2 separate regions of the Homo sapiens genome follow, and region 2 is linked to region 1. The links are chromatin loops, found by intact Hi-C in ENCODE. Cell type or tissue: heart left ventricle. All regions are shown on one strand. Links, peaks and the distances in the headings refer to the core of each region. The heading gives the core; the rest is flanking DNA.

What was found. A loop is a pair of places that touch in the nucleus more often than their neighbours do. Peaks named below come from ENCODE experiments on the same cell type or tissue, not always from the same donor. Only the 100,000 strongest peaks of a DNase experiment are listed, where the experiment ranks them.
Region 2: a loop joins it to region 1, with 2.3 times the contacts of the local background. A loop is called at or near these places in 45 of 110 quality-filtered maps.

Annotation. Positions count from the first base shown.
Region 1 is chr21:34,576,569-34,589,203 of GRCh38, forward strand. The region is part of intron 1 of RCAN1 (regulator of calcineurin 1); the gene reads right to left. Among named protein-coding and RNA genes, the nearest start is that of RCAN1, 32 kb to the right of the region's middle. RefSeq lists enhancers at 5,550-6,050, 6,051-6,551. In heart left ventricle, for the core only: a CTCF peak has its summit at 6,419; a DNase peak (open chromatin) is centred at 3,842; H3K27ac peaks cover 6,712 bases.
Region 2 is chr21:34,525,571-34,538,205 of GRCh38, forward strand. All of the region lies in intron 1 of RCAN1 (regulator of calcineurin 1), which reads right to left. Among named protein-coding and RNA genes, the nearest start is that of KCNE1, 20 kb to the left of the region's middle. RefSeq lists an enhancer at 9,161-9,390. In heart left ventricle, for the core only: no CTCF peak of the experiment used is centred there; no DNase peak of the experiment used is centred there; H3K27ac peaks cover 2,345 bases.

The DNA.
Region 1 (12,635 bases), core at 1,676-9,675:
ATAAAACGCAAATCAGCCAGCAAGTAGTCTTTAGAAGAAATAAGTCACAGGAGGTTGAAAACAATGTACTAGCACTGGAGAAGTCTGAACATTTTGGTCAATGTCTGTGAATGTTTCAAAGTTTAAACTGGATGGAGTTTACTGAGACTCTAATCACCGCTCAGCAAGAAATCTATGCTAATCACATCAATATTATAACACAAACAAGCAGGTGGAAGAAAATCCAAAGATAGCTAATGGATAATACTTTGTCTTTGGTTCAATTATAGGACTTGGTTTCTAAAGGAGCTGCTAACTCATTCATTCACTCATCAAACATGTATTGATCACATATAACATGGCAATGACTGTGCTAGGAGCTGGCAATACTAAAATTGTTTCTTCATTCCAGAACATCAGAGATTAGTTGGGAACAGAGTCACCCTCTACTGAGAAAAGGCCATCAGAAGGCCGGCAGGGGTCAGCTCCATGGAGAAGAGGTCTGGGGCATCCCAGGCGGAGGCAACTGCAGTTTCCATCCTACGGTGCCCTGTGTCCTGGGAACCTCAGGTAGTTGAGCACCACTGCACTAATGAGCTGAGTGAGGGAGAAGCAAGAGCTGAGACACAACAGGGTCCAAATGAGAGGCCTTATTCACAAAGTAAGGATTTTGAACATTACCTTATGAACAACAGATAAGTACTGAAGAGTATCTAGAAACAGGATAGTGAGATGATGACATACATAGGTTTTTAGAAAAATCGCTTGGGCCAGTCATGGTGGCACGTGCCTATAATCCCAGCACTTTGAGAGGTGGAGGTGGGTGGATCCTTTGAGCCCAGGAGTTTGAGATCAGCCTGGGCAACATGGTGAAACCCTGTCTCTACAAAAAAATACAAAAATTGGTCAGGCATGGTGGTGTGCGCCTGTAGTCCCAGCTACTTGGGAGGCTGAGGTGGGAGGATCACTTGAGTCCAGGTGGTAGAGGCTACAGTGAGCTGTGATCATGCCACTGCATTCCAGCCTGAGTGACAGAGCCAGACCCTGTCTCAAAAACAAACAAACAAACAAACAAAAGATCACTCAGGGAGCACTAGAGGGCCACTGAAGAGTGCCGGAGAGGAATCAGAATACCAGGTAGGAGCTGCTGCGTACTCCAGGCAGGAGTGTTACATGAAAGTGACTGAACCAAGGCAGTTATCCTGAGCACGGGAGAGTGGAAGCAGGCTGAAACATCACTGCTTAGGTGTGAAATCTATAAAACCTTTGGCTAATATGTAGGAGTGAGAGGGAAGGTGCCAACAATATCTCCCCACTTTCTAGCACAAACAGTGGAGTGGATGGGAGAGGACAAAAGAGGGGCAGCAAGTTCAGGAACAGATCAAGGCTCAGCTTCGGACACAGTGTGAAAAGTCTGCGGCATGACCGAGGGGACAGCCTGCTGGAAAGTCAGACAGCCAGGTCTGGAGCCCTGCAGAGGGGTGTGGACTGTCAGCCCACTGACTATTAGAAGTACAGGGACCAATAAGATGAGGAAACTGAGGGCACCAAGGTCACACAGTCCAGAGGACAACCAGCATGAAGGCCACATGCAAAAACACAAAAGAGCAAGAGGTGCGTTAGGGAATGTAAGATCTTATATTCTCCTTGACCCTCGTATCTCTGAGAGCTTACCTTATGATTCTTCTCCCCTCACCTGCAAATATATAGCTTGAGTAGCAGATGAGGCAGGACATCATAACGCCCTCCATATTAAATGAGTTCCGTGAATAGACAGGATCCAGAAAATAAACCCATCTGTTTGATGCAGAACTAAGAACATTAGATTGAGAAACTTGAGGTCTCCTGCTGTAAGCAGCCATCAGCCAGCATCAGCCAGATCCCCTAGGAATCTGCATCAGAACAAACTACCTATTCTTATCATCTCTCCACTGGGCCTGGTCATCTGTGAGCAGGGTTCCCAGGCAGGTGATTGTCACAGGGCGGCAGATCAGAACAGACAGACTAGTTCCAGACCAGGGTCAATTCCTGGTGTCTGCTCTGGTCTTGGTGGCCCCACTCTGGGCCCTGGGGGAATGGACCTGCCCAGGGAGGAAGAGAGGCTTTGCAGATGGCCCTTTGCTAAGGGCTCTGGAAGAATCTCCTGAACTTTGTGGGTTCTCTAAGACACCCGCCCTGACAAGAGTGCCTTTCCAAGAGTGCAGGGCATGTTACCAAGTGTTACCAGAAGTGGTCTCGGTTGCTCTAAATACAGCGCCCAACAGAGTGGGTCCTCCTGGCCACTCGGTTGGGCTGTGGTCACACCATGCCTGGGAAGAGCGTAGCTGGGTTTCCCATCCCGACTCCAACAGTGACAGATTTGTGTGACTCCAGGCAAGGTCATCTACCCTTTGGGCCCCTGGTTCCTCACCTGAATAACAACACATACAACAAACAGACAAACAAAAACAAGCCAACAAAAAAAAGGACTTGCATCCAGTGATTCTCAAATGTGGGGTCCCTCAAAGGTTTTTAGGCCAGTTGTTTAGGAACTGCTTGGAAGAGTTGTTAAAAATGCGATGTTATGGCCGGGCGCGGTGGCTCATGCCTGTAATCCTAGCACCTTGGGAGGCTGAGGTGGGCAGATCACTTGAGCTCAGGAGTATGAGACCAACCTGGGCAACATGGCAAAACCTAGTTTCTACCAAAAATACAAAAAATTAGCCAGGTACGGTGGTGCATGCCTGTAGTCCCAGCTACTTGGGAGGCTGGAGGCTGGGGTGAGAAGATCACTTGGGCCTGGTAGGCAGAGGCTGCAGTGAGCTGAGATTGCGCCACTGCACTCCAGCCTGGGTGACACAGCGAGAGTCCCACCCCCCAAAAATGCAATGTTAAAGATAAAGGGTCCAGATCTTTGACCCCAGGCCTTGGGTAGCACCAGGGCATCTGAATTTTTAATAAGCTCTATAGGTGATTCTGATAAACAGCTAGATTTGGGACCCACTGGACTAAATGATTACTAAGCTGCCTTCCATCTCTAGCAATGTATGACTCAATGCATGTATGTGACAAATGTTCATGACCAATTCAACAACCAGGTCCCAAAACCTAACCTAGTACAGTTGCATCACTCAGACATTACTTATGCTTGCTAATGAATCACTCTTAGGCTTTATAGAAAATAGAGTAAAATGAATTATTCGAGAGTCTCAAAATAGACCCCAGTCTCCCATTTCCTTCAAATTACATTTTCTAAAACTGAAACACAGTACCAGCCACAACCCAGTCCTCAGAAGAGGAGAGCGACAGGTTGGCAGGTCCAGAGCCATGAGCCAGGCCACTGGTTTGCAGTTGTGACCTTGAGCAGAAGAATATTTTTTTCTTTAAAATTGCCTTTCCACTCTGTAAAATAGAAATAACCACTGCTAACCTATCTCCTAGGGCTGCTGAGAATCCACAGGGAAATTACTATCCGTCTGATTCTCCCACTAACACCCGGTGTCAGAGAACAGAGGGGAAAGTGTCACAGTGCATTACTTTCAGACCCACCGTGTCTGCACAAATATTTCAATGGTTCAAAATAAAAAAGAGCCCAACCAAGGATTCCCAGTGAGAATGGAAGAGGCCCTGTTTGATTTACTTTCCTGGGAAGTCAAGCCCAGCTTTAGAGCATCAGGAACCATCTTATCTACCCCCGGGTATGCTAGAGACAGAGGCCGGCCTGCACAGCCTGGTCAGCAGTTGCAACTTTCTTTAGCTAAACCTGCTGGCATTCAGGCCTGATAGTAGGCAGGGTCAGCGCAAATGGAAAGAATGACAGTGTGTCCTTCCACCTTCCTGAGGCCCTGGCTGATATGGAAACTGGCTGGCACGGGTGGCCATGGAAAGTATGAATCCAGGCTTGCCTAGGGTTGAATGAGTGAGGAATGATCAGATCAGGCCTGTGTTAAAATATCACCACAGCTCACTTGCCCGGCTATTATCCAGTCACGTCCTCCGGGTTTCAGGAATGAGATGCTGCAACCCGAAGCAGCTGGAGACAGTGTTTGCAAAAGCAGGCCAGGCAGGCTCCTTGGAGCTGAAGCTGGGTGGAGAGATGGGTGTGGTGACTGCCTGCACAGACAGACACCTGTGAAGGGCTGACTTGGCTCCCGGATGCTTTCTCTACAGTTCCTCACCTTTGTGCATGGCTCACCATGATCTCCGCCCCACTCTATAGATGAAGGAATCCTTCCTAGAGAGGTCAAGTGTCTGGCTGGTGCTTGCACGAAGAAGGGACCCAAATCCAGGACCCTGTGATATCCCTCCTGGCCTTGCAAACTTTCTAGCACCTGGCTGTCTCGTGCACCTACGTATGCACATGGATGCTGTAAATCAAGGCAAAGCACAGGCAGGCAGGCAACACAGGGGAGGTCTATGGAAAAGGAGGGGTGAGAAGGAAGAAGAGAGTTTTAGGCCAAAAGCTCAAAAATGTTCTTTAGACAAGCACTAGGAGAACCACCCAGAAGTCACGAGTCGGGAGTTCTAAGTCCTTGTGGAGATGGACCCACCGTTGTCTCAGAGATGCCTTAGTCTCTACAGGGAAAACCACTGAAAATGCCTTCTAGACTGGAAAGTCTAAATAACTAAAATGTTTTCACTTCTCTAATAACTTTTTTTTTTAAGGTCTTAGAATGGAAAGATCCCTATTCCAACGTCCCAACCAAATCAAGATGCTGTTTCTAGGGTCCAATCCCTATTCCAACATCCCAGCCAAATCAAGACGCTGTTTGTAGGGTCCAAACTGCCTCTGCTTAGGCAGTTCTCAGACTGGGTAGAGAAAGGAAGACTACAAGTTAAGGAGTATTCAAAAACAAAACAAAATGAGTATCTCAGAGAGCTGAAAAATGAATTGCTGTTGCCCCCAAAGACCCTTTCAGTCTGAGGAAGTATTATTCATGCCCCTCTGCCCTCATACCTGAAAAGCCCCCTCAAATCAAAGATGAGGAATAAGAGGAAGAAGAAGGAGGAGGAGGAAACAGAATAAATCCCCTGCTCCACGTCTCTGGTTATGGCAGTCAAGCAAGCCTAAAAGAAAAACAGCCATCATTCCCAGGGTCAATGCCAGTGTATATGAGGAAAAAAAATCACTAAAAATGTAAAGCCTCCATTGCCTACAGGCCCTAAAAATATTACACACTATCAGGGCACTTTGCATGAAAGTTTTAATACCGTTATTCATGAAAAAAATCTTTGAAAAAAAGGCAGCCCAGGAAGTGGCTGGCCTACATGTGGACCAAAAGGCAGGCTGAGAAGCGTGTCTCCCACGGGCTCTACAGTACTCTTGCAAAGCAACTGCCTCTCCATTTAGGTCGCAGAATTGGGGACTAGCCTTGTTAGTGACCTCCCAACTCTAAATTTGCTATCAAAATGCCAACAGGGCCGATCTCTTTCAAGCCAGACGAGTCATCTACCCTTGTGGGTAGCTTCTCAACTCATCATCCAAGGCAAGGTGTATTCTGGGCACGAGGTAGGGGAAGATGCAAGTTTCTCCCGGGGGTTGCTTTGGACCTAAAGAGGGGTCTATGCTCATTACCAAAGGCAGTCTGCCCAGCATAACCTTTGACACCACGGACTCACTTGAGCCACAGAATGTCATTTATCAATTTAATACATATTCATGAAGCAAGTGCTATTCTTAGGTACTAAGAACTTCCAAGCTCCTAAGGTACTGGGCACCTAGTGGTAAATGAGACAAAAGCCTTCGTGAAGCTGACGTTCTAGCAAACACAGACAACAGGCAATTATATACCCTGATGTTGGGGAGTGACCAGTGCTATGAAGACACTTTGAGGACAGATGGTCTGGGGTGGGGGGAATGGTGCGCTCGCTTAGCTAGGGGCTCGGGAAGACATTTCTGAGGAAGGAGCATCTGGGCAGCGACCTGGGAGGAGTGAGGGAGTAAGCCATGTGGGTATCTGGGGGAAGAACCTTCCGGGAATTCCAGGCTTTGAGGAAGGGACCACACTTGGCACATGGGAGCAGTAGCAGCAAGGCCAGAGTAGCCCAGCTGTGGTATTGGAGACGCGAGGAGGAGCTGAATCTGGAGAGGGCAGAGCGGGCCACGTCCTCACATGCCCAGGCAAGCATCTGGAGCCCGCGCTAAATGTGCTCAGAGGACTCAGAGCAAGAGAGTGGCCAGGTTTGATTCATGTTTTCAAAACACCACTGGCTGCTCCATTGAGAGGCAGAGCTCCAGAGTGACAAGAGGGAAGCAAGAATGGGGAGGCTTCCGCGATAACACAGGCAGGGGAGGACACTGGTTTAGACAGGGGTGAGAGAGGGAGGGTAAAAAGCAGAGGAGCCCAGAACATCATCTGAAGAGGCACCCAGGACTGGCTGCTGGGTTGGCTGTGCGGTGTGGAGATGGAGGCTGATGCCATTCTAAAGAGTGTCAGAGAGAGAGAGAGAGCCTCTTGCTGGTTGTTTTAGGAACAACAGTGTTGGCTAATAAATTCCTGCAGACACTCTGAATATAACTGAGAGAGCTCAGCTGGCTCTAACAGCATTATGGACTGAACTATGTTCATGTCCTTCACTCCCCACAAGTTTATGTGTTGAAGCCCTAACCATCAGTACCGTAGAACTGGACTACACAGTTGGCGATAGGGCCTTTTTTTTTTTTTTTTTTTGAGACAGTTTCACTCTTGTCGCCCAGGCTAGAGTGCAGTGGTGCAATCTCAGCTCACTGCAACCTCTGCCTCCTGGGTTCAGCGATTCTCCTTCCTCAGCCTCCCAAGTAGCTGGGATTACAGTTAGGTGCCACCATGCCTGGCTAATTTTGTATTTTTAGTAGAGACAGGGTTTCACCATGTTGGTCAGGCTGGTCTCAAACGCCTGGCCTCAGGTGATCCACCCACCTCAGCTGGAGATAGGGCCTTTAAAGAGGCAATTAAGTTAAAATGAGGTCATGAGGGTGGGGCCCCAATCTAATCTGATCGGTGTCTTTGTAAGAGGAGAGAATGTGGACACATAAAGGGACACTAGGCATGTGCGTGCACAGAGGGAAGACCATGTGAGGACACAGGGAGAAGGCAGCCGTCTACAAGCCAAGGAGAGAGGCCTCAGGAGGAGCCAAAGCTGCCGGCACCATGATCTCGGACTTCCAGCCTCCAGAACTGTGAGAGAAAAAAGGTCTGTCGTTTAAGCCCCCAATCTGTGGTATTATGTTAGAGCTGCCCTAGCACACTGATAGAGATAGCCTCAATTTTGCTTTGAATTGCTATGAGTTGACAAAGTTAACCACAAGTTAGAGACCCCATGACCATATCAGCCACTGCAGAGACCTGAAGGCTGACCACTGAAAAAACTACACCCTCCTATATCACACACACACACATACACACACACACAATTTATTATTACACACACATACACACATATTTGTTATTGATTATAATCATAAAGTCTAACTATGAGTTTCTGTTTACTCCCAATTAACTTGGAACAACTTTTCTTTGAGCCTCCTCCTGAATGGAATAAGGGAATGGTTGTTCCTGCTCCTACTTGGATTCCTGAAGATAGGACTGGCCAAGGACAGCCTGGAACAATCACAGCCTGCTGCTGTCATCGTGCAACAATTTGTTGCCTGTATTCTAGACGCAGAAAAATCTCACAGCTTATTTCAAGTAATCTCTATTAATATCCCTCCCTGGCCCTCAAAAGATATTAAGAATCCAAAGGGAAATCAGAAACTCAATTGTGCTAGAAATAGCCAAACTGTCTCATTCAGAATGCATTCACCAAACAACTTCAAAGCAAAATGATGATGAAAAATAAGCCTTCCAACACCAGAGTATTTCTCTTTTTGAATGTTTCTACCACATCTAAGAAAACAGATGTCACCATGGTTAAAAAAAAAATTGTACCTTGCAAAAATAAAACTTCATAATGATAGTTCGTTCTTGTGAATAAATCCTCAAATACATCCCTCTTGCAAAAAAGGTTTTCTCTTACTGACCACTCTTCTTCCATCACTGACTGCAGTGGAAAATTACATTCCACTGTGAAATATAATCCTGTTGATAGTAACACCTATTGAGGTTTTCATCAAATTGCTAGATGAGATGGTGTAATTAGGGACAGCCAGGGGGAAAACTACAAAGGACACAGAGGACGTCAGTCCAAAGGAGGTAAAAACTGAAAAGATAATACCTTCCTCAAACCATTGCAGAAGCGTGTACCTGCTTGCCTGGTGACAAAGTCTTTTTGAAAATCAACCTGTACCCATAATTCTGCTTTCTGACTTTCACCAGAGGATTCATAAGAGCATCCTGAATCCAAATAACAAAATTAAATATACACTAACCACCCGTCCTTAATCGCTTCATGTAAATCTGTGGCATTAGAAACTGAAAACAAAAATTATCTGAGGGTCATGTTTTGCTATGCATTTAATGGATATTACTTCTGCCTGCTCCAAGGGCAATGTTCAGTTTCCACAAACAGTGTAGTTTATTATGAAAAATAATTTATAAATCATTCTTGTTTAAAACAAAATTTTTTTAGGAGAATTAGTAACAGAATTTCAAAAAAGTTGAATAATTTCTAAAGATTAAGATTTCAACTTCACTCTTTTAATGTATTTAAGGTAATAATCACTTACTTTGGTGATTATTTATAACATTAACAGCTCTAAGAGGCCTTTAAGGGCCATTTTGTTATACAAAAAAGAAACACATTTATAAGCATTCTTAGAATAATGCTAATGTCATTAGCTACAGAAGCAGCACATGCTAAGATATCAGCTTTAATTTTAAATTCATATTAGACCTTAATAAAATAAGTCAAGGATGCATTTTGTAATATCTAGAATAACCACTAAAAGAACAGTAATGTCTAACAGGCAAGTTAGTAGAGGGGGAAAATGAAACAATTTTTAAAAATACATAATTCAGGCCAGGCGCAGTGGCTCACACCTGTAATCCCAGCACTTTCGGAGGCCGAGGTGGGCGGATCACAAGGTCAGGAGATCAAGACCATCCTGGCTAACACGGTGAAATCCCGTCTCCACTAAAAACACAAAAAATTAGCCGGGCATGGTGGCGGGCACCTGTAGTCCCAGCTACTCGGGAGGCTGAGGCAGGAGAATGGTGTGAACCCAGGAGGCGGAGCTTGCAGTGAGCCGAGATTGTGCCACTGCACTCCAGCCTGGGTGACAGAGCGAGACTCCATCTCAAAAAAAAAAAAAAAAAAAAAACATAATTCAAAGGAAGATAAGAAAGAAAAGGAATATAGAACAAGTAGAACAAACAGAAAACAAACAGTAAGATGACAGGAAATAGAAGGATGGAAAAATGTGCTATAAAAATACTAACCAAACAAGAGCTGGCACATCATGCAAAATAGACTTTAAGACAAGAAGCATTACTAGCAAAAAAGATGGACATTTAATAATAAAAAAGGGTCAATTTGCCAGGCTGATACAACAATCCTAAATCTGTATATATCCAATAATATAGCCTCAAATCTATATGAAGGAAAAGCTAGCAGGACAAAAAGGAGAAATCAGCAAATCCAAATCATGGTGGGAAATTTTAACACACTTCTCTCAGCCACTGATAAGAATAGACGAAATTCAGTAAGGCCATAGATGACATAAACAATACGAATAACAAACTTAACCCAACTGTCTATATACGTTGTTGTTACATGACTGCATCTATATATGTTGTTGTTAAGAAGGCATATTTTTTCAAGTGCACATGAAACACTTATCAAAACCGACTTACTGTTGAGCTACAAAGCAAGTCTGAAAAAATGTCAAAGGACTGAGAGTGTTTTCTGATCACATAATGGAATTACTCTAGGAATCAATAACATTAAAAAAAAAACCCCAAATGTTTATGAACAAAGTGATACATTTCTAAACAATCTACAGATCAATGAAGAAATTATACTGGAAATCAGAAAATATCCTGAATTGGAAAATAATAAGGATATGACATATCAAAACTTGTAAGATGCAGCAAAAGCCATACTTAGAGGTAAATTTCTAGTCTTATGTGAATATATGGGATAAGAAGACTAAAAATTAATGATTTACATATTGATCTTAAAAAGCAAGAAAACAGAACAAGAGATTAAAGAAAGTAGAAGGAGAAAAGGACAGGCGCAGTGGCTCACACCTGTAACCCCAGCACTTTGGGAGGCCGAGATGGGTGGATCACTTAAGATCAGGAGTTCATGACCAGCCTGGCCAACATGGCGAAACCCTGTCTCTACTAAAAATACAAAAAATTAGCCAGGCATGGTGGCAGGCTCCTGTATTCCAAGCTACTTGGGAGGCTGAGGCAGGAGAATTGCTTGAACCCAGGAGACAGAGGTTGCAGTGAGTTGAGATCGCACCATTGCACTCCAGCCTGAGCAACAAGAGTGAAACTCCGTTTAAAAAAATAAAAAAAAAAGTAGAAGAAAAAAAGTGGAAAACACTGAAACAGAAAACAAAAAAACAGAAATTAAGTCAAATGTTGACTTTTCAAAATATTAATACATTTAATAAACCTCTGACAGGACTGATGAAGAAAAGAGCACAAATTGTCACTACCAGGATTGAAAAAGGAAACATAACTACAGGTCCTACAGATATTAGAAAGCCTATATAAATATTATGCCAATATATTTAAGATTTTAAGTAAAATGGACTACTTCCTAGAAAAATACAACTTACAAAAATGACAGAAGAGAAAATCAATTGGTTCTATATCTATTTATAAAACTGAATATTTAATTAAAAACATTCTCAAAAGAAAACTCTACACCCAGATATCTTTATCAGTGAAATCTCCCAAACACTTAAGAAATAATATGAATCCTACATCAACTCTTCAATACAGGAAACAAAAGGAGGGGCCCTTTCTACTTATTTTATGCTTTTAGCATAACCTTGATCCTGAAACCTGAGAAAAATATTATAAAAAAGAAAAGTGATCAGCCTATATCTTTCATGAACATAAACATAAAATTACAAAATGAAAATAATAGTAAAACAAAGCCAGAGTCATAAAAAAGAATACTGTACTATAACCAAGGAAAAGTGAATATATATATGTTAAAATACATGTAGGAGATTGTTACTGCAGCATTATCATAATACTCCCAACTGGAAAAGTCAAATGGAAATGTGATATATTCACACCACAGAATAGAAACAACAATAAAAGTGAACTACTATGACATGTATAATGGTTAATTTTATGTGTGAACTTGGCTGGGCCATGGTGCCCAGATACCAGATATATGGACAAACATTATTCTGGATGTTTCTGTGCAGGTGTTTTGAGATGCGATTAACATTTAGATTAGTGAACTCTGAGTAAAGTATATTGGCAGGGAGCTCATCCAATCAGTTAAAGGCCTTAACGGAACAAAAAGACTAGCCTACCCCAAGAAAGAAGGAATCTGCAGCAGAAATCCTTTACACTTGAACTGTAACATCAGTTCATTCCTGGGTCTCCAGCCTGTCAACCCACCCTGGAGATTTTGGACTTGCCAGTCACTATAATTGTATGAGCCAATTTCTTAAAACAAACTTTTCCCTATATACATATACATCCTATTGGTTCTATTTCTCTGGAGAACGCTGTAGTCAATAAGCATTTCATAAACATAATGTTGAACAAAAGAAACAAGACACAAATGATGAAAAACATGCTTCCACTTATATAAAGTTCCAGACAAGCAAAACTCCTCTATGGTGATGGAGGTCAGCATGGTGGGTAACTTGGTGGGCCATGGTGGTGACTGGTGAGTAATAGCTGGGGAGGGACATGAAGGATGCTTCCAGGTGTGCTGGCATTGTTCTATTTCTTGACCTGATATGGGTGTGTTTATTTTGTAAAATTTCAGCAAGGTTTTGATTTGTGTATTTTTCTGTATGTATGTTATACTTCAATTAGAAAAGTATAGCTTTTTATTGATTATACCTCATAGCCATTAGGATGGCTAGTATCAAAAACAGAAAATAACAAGAGTTGGCAAGGAGGTAGAGAAATCAGAACTGTTGTGCACTATTGATGAAAATGTAAAATGGTGTAGCCACTGTGCAGAACGGAATGGCAGCTCCTCAAAAAATTGAAAATAGAATTACCACATGATCCAGCAATTCCACCTCTGTGTATGTATCTAAAAGAATTGAAAGCAGGGTCCTGACGAGATATGCTCAATCATGTCCACAGCAGCATCCTTCAAAATAGCCAAGATGGCAGCAACCCCAGTGTAGATCAATGGGAAAATGAATAAACAAAATGTAGTCCATCCATACAGTAGAATATTATTCAACCTTAAAAAGGAAGGAAATTTTGAAACATGTACAATATAGATGAACCTTCAGGACATTATGCTAAGTGAGGTAAGCCAGTCATGAAAAAACAAATACTTAGAAACCTAAAGTAGTCAAATTCATAGACACAGAAAGTAGAATGGTGGTTGCCAGGGGCTGAGGGAAGAGAAAATGGGGAGTTGATGTTTGACGGATACAGAGTTTCAGTTGTACAAGATGAAAAGTGTTCTGGAGATGTGCTACACAACAATGTGAATATATTTAATATTTAATACCTCTGAACTGTACATGTAAAGATGGTAAATTTTAAGTTATGTGCATTTTACCACAATTTTTAAAAGTTTAGTAAAGAAAAAAA
Region 2 (12,635 bases), core at 2,773-10,772, 50 kb before region 1:
ATGACTTTGAAGAATATTTTTAGAATACAGGTTCAGGGCTTAGGACCAGAACAAAAGAGAATTCACATTATCTTTAAAATCTAGATTACTATGATGCCTTTCTCTTATAAAAGAATCTTATTTGTTCTAATAACTGATACCTAGTTATTATAGCTTTTGGATGGCATCTCTACTTCATTTAAAAAATAGTGATTTTACTCACATAAGGCTCATGTTAAGTGAACTCACTTTGTAGTACTTTAAAAACATAGAATGTGCTCTGCAATCTAGTCCAAACACTATGGTGCGAGCCCATAAGCATTATATACAATTATGGAGTTACATTTGATTTTTTTTAAAAAAAGAAACCTTCGCATGTCCCAATATGGCTTTGGATATAAAGCATATAACACCACCAGGCACAAATACCACCCCTCAAATAGAGCATACAGGATTCATTCCTATACAGTATTATTAAAGCTCAATTAGCCGGATAGCTGCTGATGAAAAAACTTACATTTTAATCAAATGAAGAAGAAAAGTGTAGTGATTAAAATGATTATATTAATCACCATCAAAGAGAGCTGCTGCCCAGGAGGCACACTGATCTCACACTTAATTTCTCCAGTTTTATTATTTGCTCTGGCGGCATTTTCTCTTGTTAGAGAAATCTGGGAGCTTGAGGCCAGGCCCTCATAATTACTACAAACATACAAATATCTTTATAACATTTATTTCCTAAGACGAAATGAAATTATTCACAACGCTGGCTACAAAAGTAAAACACTATTCACTGTCAGAAGAGGCCTCTTTCTGAAAAGTTCACTTACAACATACACAGAATGAAAAACACACGATGCCCCAACTCTCGCCTTCCTAGTGAGTTGGTTCAGGGGCCTGGATGTTGTCAAATATTGAGATCTTTAGAAATTCCTTCCTCAGTTAATTCCTCAGGCAACAGCTTTTGATTTTCAAGGCTCGAAAGACTTTGGATTTCTTTCAAAACCCCCAAACCCACAAGAGAGCCACATTCTCCCAAGTATTCAGTTAATAGTCCCAGTTAGCATAATGCTTTGAAAACTAAAGAAAATCACGTTATATTAGAAGCCTTACCCTGGTTTCACTTTCGCTGAAGATATCACTGTTTGCCACACAGGCAATCAGGGAGCTAAAACTGTAGTTAAAGTTTCTAAAATGCATCTTGCTTTCTTACAGTGAAAGCGCTACAGACCCACGCAGTCAAGCCCCTAGTGAGATTCCTTTCCAAGAGGCTGTAGGTTCCTTCTTGAGCTGGTGCTTATAAAGCAGTAAGGGCCAGCCCCCACTCCCTGGGGAAAAAAAAAGTGCAGCTTCCACAGCATCCTGTTTGGACAGCAAATTCCTGAGTCAAGTCCTGCATGCTTGCAGGCAGACAGGGACAAAGTGTAAGTTTCTACTGGAAAGAGGTGACGTCAACACCTTAGTCATTTTCCCTATGCTAATTAACTTTGCTTGGGGAGAATGGAAAAAACAGCTGAGGTTTGCTTCACAGCTGCTTTATCAACCTCTCTTGCAGCATAGTTTCCACTGGTAGTAATTCCATTCAGCTACTCAGACAACACGCTCCTCGGCCGAATGGGACGACCCTTCTTAAGATGGAAAATGTTACAAAAGAAAAAGGATGAAGGTCTGTGGCAATAAACAGCAATTAGACTGTAGGGAAATTTCAAGGCTTTGGGAAACCTGGAAACCAAAGTCCGGGTGACATACTTGATCCCTGGAATTTCCTGAAAACCTCAATCAAAGTTTCACTTTGGGGTATTAGAGAAAACATTTTGAAATCTGTCTTGGTCAATAAAAATTTTAAAGGACAAAAAGAGGAATCATTTTGAAGTGTAGTTAAAATTTTTTTCCCCAGTGACATTTTATTGGATGAATGTCCCAATTTCTACTTGTATCCCACAGTGGAATGGAGCAAACAGAACCTAAAACAATCCTAGGATTTTCATTTGAAAACTTCATTATTATAATTTGAGAACTGGGGATATGAAACACTTCGATCATTTTCAAAGCACTACTGAATTCAGGCAAAGGATACAAAAACACTAGCCTTTGAAACTGAGCAATCTAGCCTTTGAAACTGAGCAAAGAAGCATTAACCCATTTATGCCAGAGGTTGCAATTTTTTGAATTTTTGCCATCAGACCTTGGCAATGACCTTGAGCAATAGGATATAAATAACTCCCACATGCTTAGCGTTCCAATAATGGAACACTAGGCATAAATGGGTTAAGAGGTCCTGCTTAAAGACTCATAAACTAAATGTAAAAAAAAAAAAAAAAAGGAAAGGAAGAAGAAATGGAAAGAATGTACACTATAATTGAAAGGGAAGATGCAGGGAAGATGCCTGGTTTGGAGAAGTGCTCTGCGATGCAAGACTGACTCTAGTTCTTTCAAAAGGTTGCAACTCTTGAACCTTCTAAGTATTTTACCAGTTTAGATCCCTATGGCAGCCTGGGTCCTATGTTCTTCTCACTCTCTCCAATTTTATTATCACCTAAAAGCACTCAAGTTATTTAAGCATTCTCTGATTTAGGGGCACACAGGGACAGCTCTCAAGCTTCCAGAAGTTAAATGGAATCCTGCCATTCACATTTAAAAATTAACTTCAAAGAATCATTAAAGTCAGCCAATAATTTAAAATACATGCAAGAGGAAGAAACAAAGCAGGGCATTTAGCCTTCCAAAAAAGGAAAAGCAAAGTCCTTTTGGATGAGTGAGTGTTGCTTAATTTCAACGCACTGTGCCTTGCTGCCAACTGTAGAGTTATGTAAGAAACCAGTTATGGTGTTTGCTTTGCCAAATTATCCATAACTCCCAACCTGAAAAGACATAAACGCATGTATTCCAAAAAAGTGTAGAATACTGAACAATGCAACATGCATCAAACACCAAGGGGAAGTGGTCATCCTGGATGATGCTTCGAGAGGGAATGTGTATGCTTGCAGTCCTGCATTTTCAGTACAGGGAGCCTTTGTCTGTCCAGCAGGCACATGAAGATTGTGGTGGTGGGCAGGAGAGGCTAAGGGGAAACAGAGGTGAGGGGAGCAGACACAGTCCTGCATTCCACTCCTCCAGAGGGGCTTGGAACTTCTCTGATGTTCCCTCCCCCTCTCCAACTCTTTGTCTCCCCCTTTTCTCTTCTCCTGGCATGCACCTGGGCAAATTCCATTAAAAGGTGATCAGAAGAGACAGAAGAGGCTAATTTAGACACAAGAGGCTGATTTCACTGTCTTCTTTTCTCTTTTAAAATCATGACACAAAGTTCCAGCTCAATTTTGTGGGCAAATCTCAAACATCTCTGTTCATCTGAGACAACAGTGTGGGCTCACCCGAATATACAATTTTGATTTCGTTATATGGATGGAAAAAAAAAAAAAGAACGGTGAGGTATTTGAAGATTATTCAACTGTCTTTGCTCATAGAAATGATAAATCTTTCACTAGATTGCCCAAAAACATGTAATTCTATATCTGCCTTTGAATTGATCGGTTCTATCTATCTGAATTGAATTTAGTAAACTTGAGCACTTCCATTTTTAGATCAGGAGTAAGAGCCGGTCAAAATGGTGGCTGCCACTTTGTAGGGAGACTGGAATGCATGTTCTCTGGCAAAAAAATCACTGGTTCACAAATTGTACCAGAGCCCTGGATCAGGGGGAGGGCACTTAGGATCTGCCACCTTGGTTTTCCTTGGCTAAAATGTGAGAGGTATGGAGCAGATTTGAGTTTCCAAAGTGCGTCTTGCTGAGTAGCAGGAATCCTTAGTGGCACTTGGACACTCTGGTTGGCCAACAGGGCAAAGCACAGGGTTTCCTGGGACACCTGTCCCTGTACCCATAGGGTAAGACTGCCTTATGCTCATATCAATGCCTCCTCATCTGCTTATCTGACAATTCTTGCTAAGAGAGTCTGTCTTTGACTGCATGTCTATTATACGTGAACTTGCATTTCTAAAGGTCCTATGCAAATGAATTTACTTTATAAATAGTGATTCTCCCCACTGAGAATAAAAACGGATCCAAAGCAAGTATTTAAAAAGCTGACTTTCCTACTTGTATATTCCTTGTGGTTTTGGAGGCAAGTATATTCCTGATTCTTGCTTGCTGGTTGGATGTCAGTGATCTGAAGAAAGCAGAGCAAGACCCACAGCAAGACCTCTGATATGGTTGGGCTGTGTCCCCACCAAAATCTCAACTTGAATTGTATCTCCCAGAATTCCCACATATTGTGGGAGGGACCCAGGGGGAGGTAATTGAATCATGGGGGGCCAGTCTTTCCTGTGCTATTCTCGTGATAGTGAATAAGTCTCACGAGATCTGATGGGTTTATCAGGGGTTTTCACTTTTGCTTTCTCATCATTTTCCCTTGCTGCCGCCATGTAAGAAGTGTCTTTCACCTCCCGCCGTGATTCTGAGGCCTCCCCAGCCATGTGGAACTGTAAGTCCAATTAAACCTCTTTTTCTTCCCAGTCTTGGGTATGTCTTGTCTTTATCAGCAGTGTGAAAACGGACTAATATAGTCTCATTAGAGCTCTTGAGAAGCATTCTAAAACCTGCACTCAACATGATAAAACTGAACCCAGAAGTTAAAGTAAATGAATGTTTTAGTCAACTGAGAGCTTTAGAAGTTTTGCATTTCTTCCACTCACACCATAAAAATCATAAATGAGTCTTTTTAACCTGCATTTGCCTCCTCTGGCTCCAAACAGTTTCCATTAGGAAGTTTCCATTTTCAGTGAGGAAAAATTAAGGTTTATGATGAATTCCATCATTCCCATTACAGCATTCTGAAAGCATCATTAGGATGACTTCAGCACATCCATTATGAACTCTAAGGAGTTGACAACTGCACCAAGAATGTGCCCCCTGTGAAGCTGTCTGCAACATGAACTGACCAAAGACAGAAACTGAGTTTTGACTTCCAACACTGAGCAAAAAATGAGGCAACTTGCAAAGGCTCTCTTGTGAATGAAAATGATGACAGTTACATTTTATTTCAGTTTTTTGCTTCTAAGATAGTGAAATAGTTTTTTTTTTTTTTTTTTTTTTTTTTTGAGACAGTTTTGCTCTTGTCGCCCAGGCCGGAGTGCAATGGCGTGATCTTGGCTCACTGCAACCTCTGCCTCCTGGGTTCAAGCGATTCTCCTGCCTCAGCCTCCCAAGTAGTTGGGATTACAGGCGCCTGCCACCACGCCCAGCTAATTTTTGTATTTTTAGTAGAGATGGGGTTTCACCATGTTGGTCAGGCTGGTCTCAAACTCCTGACCTCGTGATCCACCCGCCTCGGCCTCCCAAAGTGGTAAAGTAGTTTTACTGTTACTTCACATGTGTAACCATTCCCTATAGAATGTGGAGCATTGTTCCCCAGCCTAAGTTACTACACAAAAACAAAACAAAACAAAAAACAACCCCACAAGGGTTTGCTCTCTTCCTCATCTTTACCACTTTGTGGTCTAAAAGGCATTATTAACTAAGGAGAAGGTTCTTATTCTCAACTTTTAAGAGGGATTAATATCAAATTCAGAGTTGTGGAGAGGATTCATCTAGTGATGGTGGCAAAGTGCCTAGCACAATGCCTGAAACACAGGTGGCGGCTAAAGCACATCAGTTGCCTTTCTATTTCCGATTTCATCGATAAAGATATTGAGGTTCAGAGTGGCACACACTATGTTTAGGAGAGCCGGAACTCACTCTGGGCTTTTCATTGCAGATTCCACGCTTGTTCCAAGGAACTATGCCCGCCTTGGGCCAATGCCCTGTGGTACTGTAGCTCATTTCCCCATCTCTCTGGGTGGTCCAGGGCACCTTGGATGTCCTCCTATGTGCCCTGCAGGTCCACAGAAAGTCCTGTAGGTTCTCTATCCCATCCTTCACCGTGCATAGTGCTGCAGGTAGGCAGCCCTCAGCAACTGTAATATCTTCCCAACTGGCCTCGCTTGGCCTGTGTCTTACCACTCCAACATAATGTGCAAGTCTGACACATAAAAATCCCTGATGCTGACCAAGCTCGGTCACGTTCCTCTCCCGCTGTATAAGCTTCAGTGATAAGCACTGTTCCTGCTGTAGCCCAGGCAGACTGTTCAAGGTCGTCTTGTGTCTTTCTTGTCACATATCCTGCCAGTGCTGCTCTCACTTTTATGTTCCTCCAAGACAAATGGCTTATATGCCTCAAAACACACTCCCCTCTTCTCTTCCCCAAGTCTCTGCTCGTGCTCTCCCTCTCCCTGGATTATTCCTCCTTTCTCCCCTTTCCTTTCCTTCCTTAAGATTGAGTGCAGGCATGTCGTTCTCCAGGAAGCCAACAATGACCCCCCGTGTTAAAAAAATATTATTCAATGATGCCTGCTGAAGCCCGACAAGGCAGACTTTATTCAGGACCACCACGATGGGTATAGAGACCACCACAACCAGGTCTTGCAGTGGGGGCTGGGGGCGGGGGTAGATTGAGCTCAACTCCGAATACAGCATGGCCAAGAAGCAGTGTCAGGGTCAGTGGTGGAAAATTACTAAGAGGAGGCATCGGGGTAAAGAGGACTCTGGCTAAGCTGACCTAATAGGATTCTTGCTGAAGACAGGCCCGGGTGATCAGACATCACCTGACGGATGGTAGAAGATGAAGAACCCAATCAGATATTAAGGGTGGGGGGGTTCCTGTTAAACTGACTTTGCGGGGTTCTTTGCTAAAACTGGGTTTTATAAGGAAGTGCACAGGTGAGCCTAGGAAAAGGTTCAGAAACCTGACCCAAATTTGGCCAAGCAAAAAATGTTTGTCACCCCAAACCCACTCATACCCTTGTCCAAGGTTTGTTAAGCACTCTCCAAACTTCCTACGTCTGTCTCCAGCACCGTGCTCACTTCAGTAGGTGACCACCTATGTGATGACACCCTGGTTCTAAACGGTGAACCTCCTGACGGCTTGAGCCACATCTTATTCCACTTGATAGTCCTGGTGCTGGTACAAAATAGTCTCTCAAAAATGCCAGCTAAAGAAACAAACTGATGTCTTTCTTCCTGTCACTGTCATCCACTGCTTCTACTTTGATCACATAGAACTAAAAACTAGTTCCTCTTTGACACAAGAGTCATTCATACATTTGACGACAGATGTCATCTCATTCACATATCCATTCATTTGATCAGCAAATACTGAATAGCCTTTTACATGATAGATATGATTGTAGATACTCTAGAAAAGAATAGATAAATGAAGTGTAAACCCTGCCACTAAGATGAGTAGAACTTTGGATAGTTTTCCTGGATCTTACTTTCGAACATTGCAAATTCCAACCCCCCACTGCCCACCTTATCAGTCTCATTTAAACAAATATTTTTAAAATTTGATAATACAGTCATATGATAAAAAACAAAATAAACTTTTTTTTTTTTTTTGAGACGGAGTCTTGCTCTGTCGCCCAGGCTGGAGTGCAGTGGCACTATCTCGGCTCACTGCAAGCTCCGCCTCCCGGGTTCACGCCATTCTCCTGCCTCAGCCTCCCGAGTAGCTGGGACTACAGGTGCCCGCCACCACGCCCGGCTAATTTTTTGTATTTTTAGTAGAGATGGGGTTTCACCGTGTTAGCCAGGATGGTCTTGATCTCCTGACCTCATGATCTGCCTGCGTTGGCCTCCCAAAGTGCTGGGATTACAGGCGTGAGCCACCGCGCCAGGCCCAAAATATACTTAAATAGGATACACTGAGAAAGCTTTTCCTACCTCTGTCCCTGTCCACTCCATTCTCACTCTGCCTGTTAGGTGTAACCTCATTTTTTTAAACCATTTTTATTATTTTGGGGTTTTTTTAATCAAATAAAAGCAATTATGATTTTATTTCCCCCACTTTAAGTAAATAAAAGGTAACATGCTATATTTAAACAAAACAAACCTTCAATGACTTCCCTTTGCTCCTGAAGTTGAACCTAAGCCTTCTGGTTCACATTCATTCACGCATCCCTCCATTTATTCATTCATTTGTCTAAACACTGTTCTAGGTACTAGGAATTCAAATATGAACAAAACAGACAAAACTCCCCGCCCTCTTGGAGCTTACATTCCAGATGGGGAAAAAAGACACAAAACAAGATAGATGGGTACAATCCACAGTATGTTTAGACAGCCTTGAGTGTGGGCAACAGAGCAGCGCGGAGGGGCAGAAAAGCTGGAAAAGTGGTGAAAGCAAGCCCGGCCAGGGAAGGCATCCTTGAGAAGGGGACATGCGAGTGCATGAGGACCTGAAGCAGGTAGGGGAGTGAACCGTTGGATGCTGGGGAACAGCATTCTGGCCCAGGGAACAGCAGGTGTGGAGGCCCTGAGGCAGGAGAATCTGGCATGCTGCAAGCCCAGCAAGGAGGCTCAGGGTGGCTGCGGAGGAGGGTCATGGAGAAAGTGGTTGGGAATGAGGACAAGAGAGACCTTTAGCCATTGGAAGGACCCTGGCTTGTATTCTACAGAAGTGGGAGCCATAAGGGGGTTTGAGCAAAGGTTAGCATGGTCTGTTATGACATGATTTCCATATTACAGAAGTACTCTGGTTTCTGTGTTCAGAATACAGCGAAGGGGCGAGGGGGAAGCAAGGTACCCATGAGGAGACAGCTGGGGTAGGCAGGGCAGTGGGAGCTTCTTCTCCAACCAGTGTCCATACCTCCTCCAGGGACCCCCTCTGCAGTACCCACTTTCTAAAGCTCCTCAGCCAGCTCCTCCCTGTCTCATTCCTGCCTGTTGAACTCTTGTTCATCCTTTAAAGCCTATCATTAAGTCCAATTCCTCCAGGAGCTCCCCCATCCCCCAACTAAGTGTTCTTTCCCACCTGTAACCTGGTGACTCCCACCTCCCGCTGTCACCATAGTCTGCTTGGCATCATAGTCATGTTGGGACTTGGCAATCTTCATACTACAACAAAAGCTTCATGAGGACAATGCAGCTTATTCTGCAGCTCCCCAGAGATGTAGACAAAAGCTTGTGCAAGTCAATGACACCAAAATTCGGAGAACTGCACCAGTGGGGGCTCATCTGATGCAAACCAAGAGCCAGAATTCACCAGGGCATCAAAAGGCCATGGCTTCTGGTGTGACAGACTGAAGGGCAGCCTTTGTCTGTGGTTTGAGCAAAGGCCAGGCCATTCATTGTGGTCACAGGAGGTGGTGTAGGGTTGTGATGACATTTCTCACAGGCCTCAGGGGAAGCACTGTGCTTGAGGGCCACATGTGTGCTCTGTGGGTGTCACATTCCCGGATGTGCTTCCTATGTCCTTGCTGTGGGGGGCCTAGCAGGATGCCAGGCACTGGCCCGCACCATCACATGGAGACTGGGAGGCCCGACCACATGGACACTGCTGAGGGCCAGGATTCTTCTTATGGGTACACTGCAGAGATCTCCAGCACCAACCCCATGACAAGAGGAAGAGCAGAGTCAATTGGATGCATGTCCACCTTAAGGACCTGTCTTTAGGGCATGTTTCATAAAGTATCCAGCATATAGGAGAATTTGTATAGAATTTACAAATAAAATGCTTTACTGGCAGATGTACTAAAAAATCTTCTACCAAGGAGGTTCATAATCCAAAACACTTGGAGACCATGTGTTTAAGCAATAGTGTGATTAAATTCCCAGTTTTCTTTAGGCTTTTTCATGATAAGCAAGTGTAAGAAAGAGAACAGAAGAACATTCTTCTTGATATAGTTAAAGGAATTTCTATTTTTGTTCACTTTTAGGGCAATCAGGAAATGGGCTCAGGAGTGTATTTCTCTTAGTATTGCTCTCTTACTGGTAAAATTTGCTTGGCCACAGGGAAGTGGTATAAAGCAAAACACATAACCTTTTTTTTTTTTGATGGGCTTTGAAGGTGTTAACCAGAATGCCCCGGAGAAAATACGGGAGGTGCTGGTTCTGCAACTACAGAGAATGACAACTAAGAATTCTAAATCTGAAATAATGAAATTGTTTAAAAAAACACTTTGAAGTTTAATGAGTATTAATTTTCTGTAAGAAAACACAATAACTGATATTAAACTTCAGCCAGGCACAGTTCTGATACTTTGAAAAAAAAATAAGAAACGCTGAAGTATCTTTTGATACTTTGCCTGAATTACTACAAGAGAGTTTACAAATATGTATTTCTGGGATAACACAGAACTTTTATTCCTTAGATAAAAAATCTGAGTGGCTGATTTATGCCAGTGACCAAAATGATGGCTGCAATTATGCCTGCTCTATATTCATGTTGTTAAAGGTGAAAATGCTAAAGACTTTTTTTTTAGCAGAATGGTGATCATGATCTGTTAACACAGTAGAAACAAAAAAAAAATCCAAGTATAAAGAAAAAAAAAAGAATAAAAAAGAAAAGAGAAAAATAAAATAATTGGGAAAAACAGGGAGGAAGAGTGTGTACAAATGTACATCTTAAGACTGAGGTCACAGTTCATACTAGATTTCATCTTGTTTGTTAAATTCCATGTGCGCTCAGAATTCCATTAACTCTTATTCCGTATTGCCTCAATCTTTCCTTAATATGTAAAGGTTAACCACCCCACTGTAACTTCTTGGAAACGCACTGCTTGCAATGTTTAAGATGAAAAAATAGCCACAGGCAAATCAAAACTCTACTTAATGACTTGGAGACCAGCAGATGAGGATTAGGGGAGGCAACATTTATTTGGAGATTACTGGGGCCAAAGCCACCCTAATTAATTACCCTTTATTTGTTCTCTCTTTCCAGAGCCACCTTGCTTTAATTACTGACTTTAATTTCTGCTTTGATGCCATTCTCAGCCAGGGGCACAGCACTGCAGCAGCAAAAACCTGGGGAAGAACAATCACCCAGGAGTGGGCTGGCTGTGGTCACTCAGGCCCAGGGAACACCAGTGTCTGGTTAGCCCTCATCCCTGCGCTAAGCAGCTTTCACAACCCCACGGCTGGTTCATTCTCAACAAGTCAGTCCTTCACACGCAAAGTAGGAATTCTACTTTCCAGGGTTAATGCTGCCTGGAAAACCTTTTCCTTCCGCTGCAGCATTCCATACTCTCCTTAGAGGAGATGATTCTCCCAGGGAGGCTGGCGCAGTGAGGGGTCCAGGCACACACCACGCCGGCACCTGGTGAATAGCTGGCTGAATGTCAGCGGAGGAGTAAAGGTGAGAGGGTCATGGAGGGAAGGGGAAAAAAATGAGCAAGATCAAAATCTGCAACTCTTCAATAAAGACAGAAAACCCAGTTCTGAATGGCTTCGCTAAAGATCGTTTGTATCCACACCCAGTTTCAAAACTCAAGAGGCAGGTCAGAAATGGTTTTCTGTTGTTGGTTTGTTTTTTCTTTTTCACCAAGTGCTGGGAGAAAAGTGAGTTATGTGCTCTTACCTGCTATTTCCATTACCATACACACACCCTGTTTCCATGTCTGCAGTTGAGAAGTCCCAACAGGGCACTGCAAACGCTTTCTTTCTGCATTTGGCCTGCATTCTTTGCTGATGACTTAAAAGCCTGATAACAAGTCACACGAGGAAGCATGTCCTGTCATCTTCATGAAGGTCACCAATGATTCAAAACATACTGAAGGAACAATAAACTACATACAAAGAACAAGCAAGACCCCACCACAACTTGGATATTATCTCTGTCCACCCAAAGAGAGAACAACTGTGCCAACCTGGTTCATCAGGAAAATCTAGGTGTTCCCGTCAAGTGACTAAAATGTGGGCACACATCTTTGCACCGAGTATCTGATTCCTAAGAGCTGTTCCCTTTCCATCAGGCCTAGAATGGCCCAGTTAGTTTTCTCCTGGTGAACTGTAGCCCATTAACATTGACGGAAAATTAGTTGTTAATATTGAAAAATTGGGAGGTGTCACACAGAAATAGAACTTCTGACTTCTTTTTGGTGGTGGTGGCCCGGGGAGATGTGGCCACCCTGGGCCCAGAGCTCCATTTCACTGTGGCCGAGCAGATGCCCCTTGTTGGGGAACCCATGCTCTTCAAATACCCCAGGCCTCATCACTGTCTGTGGTCTACTCGCCCCTCCACCAATGATGGCTGCTGGCTGACCAGCCCCCAGGGCATTTCAATTTGTGGCTTAATTTGGTAATTCATCAAAAACAGATTAGTCACCTGCTAGGGCCAGCCATGGTGTGAGGTGCCAGGCGTACAGGCAGAGAAGTTTACCCAGCTCTGGGGCTCAAGCTGTTCTATGCCTAACAATTTACACCGAATTATACATGGAGAGGGCATGGCCCTCACTCCCACATGGTAATTGTGTGTGTGTGTGTGTGTGTACTTATTTTTTCATCTGGCCCATGTATGGGCACATCACATTCCTATGGGTGACTCCCTGGGCATCTGTGAAATGTTGTCTCCCACTCCTGAAATTATGCTGTAAATGCCAGGGAATGGTGGTGACATGGTTATAGCGACGATCTTGATTCTGCTCAAACATAAACCACAGTTGGTTTCTTTAGCAATTATTAAGAAATGATTGGGCCATGTCAGAGGAAGACAGAGGAAGAATCTGAACTGTAATTCACTTACAGATTTCTACAGAATTAGCTCATGATTCATGGAGGCAAAAAAAGTTTTGTCAGGAATGGCATTCGAAGACACAGAAAAACAATTTGAAAGGAGCCTGAGGTCCAG